2 separate regions of the Homo sapiens genome follow, and region 1 is linked to region 2. The links are chromatin loops, found by intact Hi-C in ENCODE. Cell type or tissue: natural killer cell. All regions are shown on one strand. Links, peaks and the distances in the headings refer to the core of each region. The heading gives the core; the rest is flanking DNA. Region 1 overlaps DGLUCY (D-glutamate cyclase). Region 2 has its middle 9.1 kb from the start of CCDC88C-DT.

Evidence for each region. Peaks named below come from ENCODE experiments on the same cell type or tissue, not always from the same donor. Only the 100,000 strongest peaks of a DNase experiment are listed, where the experiment ranks them.
Region 1: it touches region 2 in a loop (8-fold over the local background); 20 of 110 quality-filtered maps call a loop at or near these places.

Annotation. Positions count from the first base shown.
Region 1 is chr14:91,176,245-91,179,155 of GRCh38, reverse strand. All of the region lies in intron 7 of DGLUCY (D-glutamate cyclase), which reads right to left. Among named protein-coding and RNA genes, the nearest start is that of SNORA11B, 51 kb to the right of the region's middle. In natural killer cell, for the core only: CTCF peaks have their summits at 1,429 and 1,631; a DNase peak (open chromatin) is centred at 1,615; H3K27ac peaks cover 525 bases.
Region 2 is chr14:91,425,850-91,428,760 of GRCh38, reverse strand. No RefSeq gene overlaps it. Among named protein-coding and RNA genes, the nearest start is that of CCDC88C-DT, 9.1 kb to the right of the region's middle. In natural killer cell, for the core only: a CTCF peak has its summit at 1,322 (motif pointing right); a DNase peak (open chromatin) is centred at 1,330.

The DNA of each region.
Region 1 (2,911 bases), core at 165-2,664, 250 kb after region 2:
GAGCGACCATTGCTCATTCATCTCAGGATCCCACAGAGGGCCTTGCGCATAATAGGTGTTCAACAAATGCAGATGTGAATTGAGTAAATAAATCTTGGATTTCACAGAAACAATAAAGTTTCTTTTTTTTTTGAGACAGAGTCTCGCTCTATCACCCAGGCTGGAGTGCAGTGGTGAGATCTCAGCTCGCTGCAACCTCCGCCTCTGGGGTTCAAGCAATTCTCAGCCTCCCAAGTAGCTGGGATTATAGGTGTGTGCCATCACGCCTGGCTAATTTTTGTATTTTTAGTAGAGACAGGGTTTTACCATGTTGGCCAAGATGGTCTTGAACTCCTGACCTCAAGTGATCCGACCACCTCAGCCTCCCAAAGTGCTGGGATTACAGGCGTAAGCCACCACACTTGGCTTAAAGTTTCATATTTAATAGAAAGAGTCAGCCAGCACTTCAAAATAAAAATCTAATAGATACATAACTTTTAGATTTGATGTGTAAGGGGAAAAAGTCTTGAATCTGATGATGAATTTAATTATCGCTTGTCTGTGTTTTGGATGGCACCTAAAACTGGTCACTCCAAAACCAGGTAGATGTCAGAACAGTCAGCTCAGAGCATGACACGGGGTTTTGCCCCCATCAGTTGTGAGGTCTGTTGCACATAATCTATTGCTAATAGAAGTTTAAATATTGAAGTTCAAGGTAGGCATGGTGGCTCACGACTATAATCCCAGCACTTTGGGAGGCTGAGGTGGGAGGATCGCTTGAGCCCAGGAGTTCAAGACCAGCTTGGGCAACATAGTGAGACCCCATCTCCACAAAAATTTAAAAATTAGCTGGACATGATGGTGCATACCTGTAGTCCAGCTACTCCAGAGGCTCAGGTGGGAGGATTGCTTGAGCCTAGGAGGTCAAGGCTACAGTGAGCTGTGATCGTGCCACTGCACTCAGCCTGGGTGACAGAGCGAGACCTTGTCTCAAAAAAAAAAAAAGGGAATTTGAGAATGATTCAAGATTGTCCCTCTCTGATGTCATTTGTTCTCATCTACGATCAATTGTGCTATCGCTGTCAGAACTAAAGGACTGGAACATGCCATGCTGGGGTGCCCACAGCAGTGAGATCTCCTCTGCAGGGCACCTGCCACGACCGATGGTGGGAAAGCGGTGAGGCCACTGGGCTGGGGGACGTTTACTGCACGTGGGTGGGTGTGTCTACACACATGCCCACACACACACTCAGACAAGACCATGAGCGCCCAGAGGACTCCATCCTGTCCCATGGAGCACTGTACTCCTGAGGCCTGGGTGCATGCCTGGCACATAGCAGGTTCTCAACACATGCACTTAAATAAATGAACAAATGGAATCCTGTGGATCTTGGCAGCCACGCCTCATCACCACATTAGGGATGATCTTTCCCTCGCATGAGGCCATTCTGATAGCTGAACTCTCACGAATGCTTTCAAAATAAATTAAAGTAACACTACAGTATGTGCTTACAGCGCAAGTGTGGCTGGCCTGGCCAGAATTTTCCAGTGTCCATGACCATGGTCTGCAATAGCTGTTATTTTTCATGTTTCTGTCACCTTCCTATCTTACTGAGAGCTAGCGAGGGCGCCCTCGTGTGTCTCTTCATTGTAATATCACCTAGGCCTTGGAAAAAATGTACTGCTGCTGGCCTTGTTTATAATCACCTTGCAAATACCACAGGAAATGACTTGTTTAGTTATATTTCTTGGCTTCACCTTTGTTTTCAAGGCCCCATCAATCTCCAAAATGTCTCAAAAAGCCAAGCTAAAGGTTAGTCCTCCTGCTAGAATGGGCTGGGATGCTTCAGCAGATAAAAATATATATTTAATCAAAACGGCTGAAGCAATGGCTCATGCTGTTATCCCTATGACTCAGGAGGCTGGGGCAGGAGAATCACTTGAGCCCAGAACTTTGAGACCAGCCTGGACATTGTAACAAGACCCCATCTCTACAAAAAATTTCTAAAAATTGGTTTGGTATGGCGGCGTATGCCTGTAGTCCCAGCTACCTGGGAAGCTGAGATGGGAGGATCACTTGACCCCAGAGGTTTGAGGCTGCAGTGAGCTATGATGATGCCACTGAACTCAAGCCTTGGCAATAGAGTGAGACTCTGTGAAAGAAAGAAAGAAAGAGAAAGAAAGAAAGACAAGACAAGAAGGAAGGGAGAGAGAGAGAAAGAAGAAAGAAGAAGGGAAGGAAGGAAGGAAATATATTTAATCAAAACATATTTGAGGCTGGACACGGTGGCTCATGCCTGCAATCCAAGCACTTTGGGAGGCTGAGGTGGGAGGATCACTTGAGGCCAGGAGTTCAAGACCAGCGTGGCCAACATGGCAAAACCTCGTCTCTACTAAAAATACAAAAATTAGCCAGGTGTGGTGGCATGCACCTGTAATTCCAGCTACTTGGGAGGCTGAGGCACACCTCCCTCGCTGGAGCCCAGGAGGCGGAGCTTGCAGTGAGCCGAGATCGTGCCACTGCACTCCAGCCTGGGCGACAGAGTGAGACTGTGTCTCAACAAAACCAAAAAACCAACGACAAAAAAATTGAGTTGTAAGACAAAGTGCTCTGGTAAGGAGATCCAGCCCTGGGATTAAAAGAAGGAAACCAGGCCAGGCGCGATGACTCACGCCTGTAATCCCAGCACTGTGGGAGGCAAAGGTGGGCAGACCACGAGGTCAGGAGATTGAGACCATCCTGGCCAACATGGTGAAACCCCGTCTCTACTAAAAATACAAAAATTAGCTGGGCATGGTGGCACATGCCTGTAATCCCAGCTACTCAGGAGGCTGAGACTGAAAAATCGCTTGAACCAGGGAGCTGGAGGTTGCAGTGAACCGAGATTGCACCACAGCACTCTAGCCTGGCAACAGAGTGAGACCCTGTCTC
Region 2 (2,911 bases), core at 119-2,618:
ACTCAGTCTTCCTATCCCATCCAAATCCCCCAAGCCCTCCACATTCAATCACCAACCCTCCTCTCCACCTCCCCTGCTCTAGTTTGGACCCTGATCACCCTCACAGGAATTATTGCAAAACTCTCCTGATTTAATCTCCTTGCCTTTTTTCCTCTTTAATCCTGTTTTTGAGGTTGCACAGAGATCTTTCTAAGATGCAAACCTTGGCCAGGCATGGTGGCTCATGCCTGTAACCCCAGCACTTTGGGAGGCTGAGGTGGGTGGATCACCTGGGGCCAGGAGTTCGAGACCAGCCTGGCCAACATGGTACAATCCCATCCAGTAAAAATGCAAAAATTAGCCAGGTATGGTGACACACACCTGTAATCCCAGCTACTTGGGAGGCTGAGGCAGGAGAATCACTTGAACCTGGGAGGTAGAGTATATTCGTCTGTTCTCACGCTGCTAATAAAGACATACCCAAGACTGGGTAATTTATACAGAAAAGAAGTTTAATTGACTTACAGTTCCATATGGTTGGGGAGGCCTCACGATCATGGAAGAAGGTGAATGAGGAGCAAAGTCACATCTTATACAGTGGCAGGAAAGAGAGCTTGTGCAGGGGAACTCCCATTTACAAAACCATCAGATCTCATGAGATTTATTCACTACTGTGAGAACAGTATGGGGGAAACCATCCCCATCATTCAATTATCTCCACCTAGTCCCGCCCTTGACACATGGGAATTATTACAGTTCAAGGTGAGATTTGGGTGGGGACACAGAGCCAAACCATATCATTTTGCCCCTGGCCCCTCCCAAATCTCATGTCTTCATATTTCAAAACTAATCATGCCTTCCCAACAGTCCTCCAAAGTCTTAACTCATTTTAGCATTAACCCAAAAGTCCAAGTCCAAAGTCTTATCTGAGACAAGACAAGTCCCTTCTGCCTATGAGCCTGTAAAACCAAAAGCAAGTTAGTTACTTCCTAGATACAATGGGGGTACAGGCATTTGGTAAATACACCTGTTCCAAATGGGAGAAATTGGCCAAAATCAAGGCTCCATGCAAGTCCAAACTCCAGCAAGGCAGTCATTAAATCTTAAAGCTCCAAAATGATCTCCTTTGACTCCATGTCTCACATCCAGGTCACACTGATACAAGAGGTGGGTCTTTATGGTCTTGGGCAGCTCCACCCTGTGGTTTTGCAGGGTACAGCCCCACTCCTGGCTGCTTTCATTGGCTGGTGTTGAGTATCTGTGGCTTTTCCAGGCCCACAGTCCAAGCTGTTGGTAGGTCGACCATTCTGTGATCTGGAGGACAGTGGCCCTCCTCTCACAGCTCCACTAGGTGGTGCCCTAGTGGGGACTCTGTGTGGGGACTCTGACCCCACGTTTCCCTTCCACACTGCACTAGCAGAGGTTCTTCATGAGGGCACCGCCTCTGCAGCACACCCCTACCTGGACATCCTGGCATTTCCATACATCCTCTGAAATCTAGGCAGAGGTTCCCAAACCTCAATTATTGACTCCTGTGCACCCACAGGCCCAATACCAGGTTGAAGCTGCCAAGGTTTGGGGCTTCACCCTCTGAAGCAATGGCCTGAGTTCTACATTGGCCCCTTTCAGCCACGGCTGGGACACAGGGCACCAAGTCCCCAGATTACACAAAGCAACGGGGCCCTGAATCCGGCCCAGGAAACCATGTTTTCCTCCTAGGCCTCCAGGCTTGTGATGGGAGGGGCTGCCATGAAGACCTCTGACATGTTCTGGAGACATTTTCTCCATTGCCTTAGTGATTAACATTTGGCTCCTAGTTACTTACACAAATTTCTGCAGTGGGTTGAATTTTCCCCTCAGAAAATGGGTTTTTCTTTTCTGTGGCATCATCGGGCTGCAAATTTTCCTAACTTTTATGCTCTGCTTCCCTTTTAAACAGAAGTTCCAATTCCAAACCATGTCTTTGTGAATACATAAAACTGAATTTTTTTTTTGAGACTGAGTCTCACCTTTTTTAAGTCTCACTTTTTTTTTTTTTTCCGAGACTGAGTCTCACCCAGGCTGGAGTGGCACAATCTCTGCTCACTGCAACCTCTGCCTCCCAGGTTCAAGCAATTCTTGTGCCTCAGCCTCCCAAGTAGCTGGAATTACAGGTGCAAGCACACCACTTCACCTGGCTGATCTTTATATTTTTAATAGAGACAGGATTTTGCTCTGTTGGCCAGGCTGGTCTGGAACTCCTGACCTCAACTGATCCGCCAGCTTTGGCCTCCCAAAGTGCTGAGATTACAGGTGTGAGCCACCAAACCTAGCCAAGACTGAATGCTTTTAACGGCACTTAAATCACCTCTTGAATGCTTTGCTGCTTAGAAATTTCTTCCAAACAGATACCTTAAATCATCTCTCTCAAGTTCGAAGTTTCACAGATCTCTAGGGCAGGAGCAAAATGCTGCCAGTCTCTTAGTGCTAAAGTAACAAGAGTGACCTTTACTCCAGTTCCCAACAAGTTCCTAATCTGCATCTGAGACCACCACAGCCTGGACCTTATTGTCCTTATCACTATCAGCATTTTGGTCAAAGCCATTCAACAACTCTCTAGGAAGTTCCAAACTTTCCCACATCTTCCTGTCTTCTGAGCCCTCCAACTCTCTAGGAAGTTCCAAACTTTCCCATATTTTCCTGTCATCTTCTGAGACCTCCAAACTCTTCCAACCTCTACCTATTACCCAGTTCCAAAGTTGCTTCCAAATTTTTGAGTATCTTTACTGTAACACCTCACTACCTGGTACCAATTTACTGTATTAGTCTGTTCTCACACTGCTAATAAACACATACCCGAGACTGGGGAATTTACAAAGGAAAGAGGTTTAATGGACTCACAGTTCCGCACGGCTGGGGAGGTCGCACAATCGTGGCAGAAGGCAAATGAGGA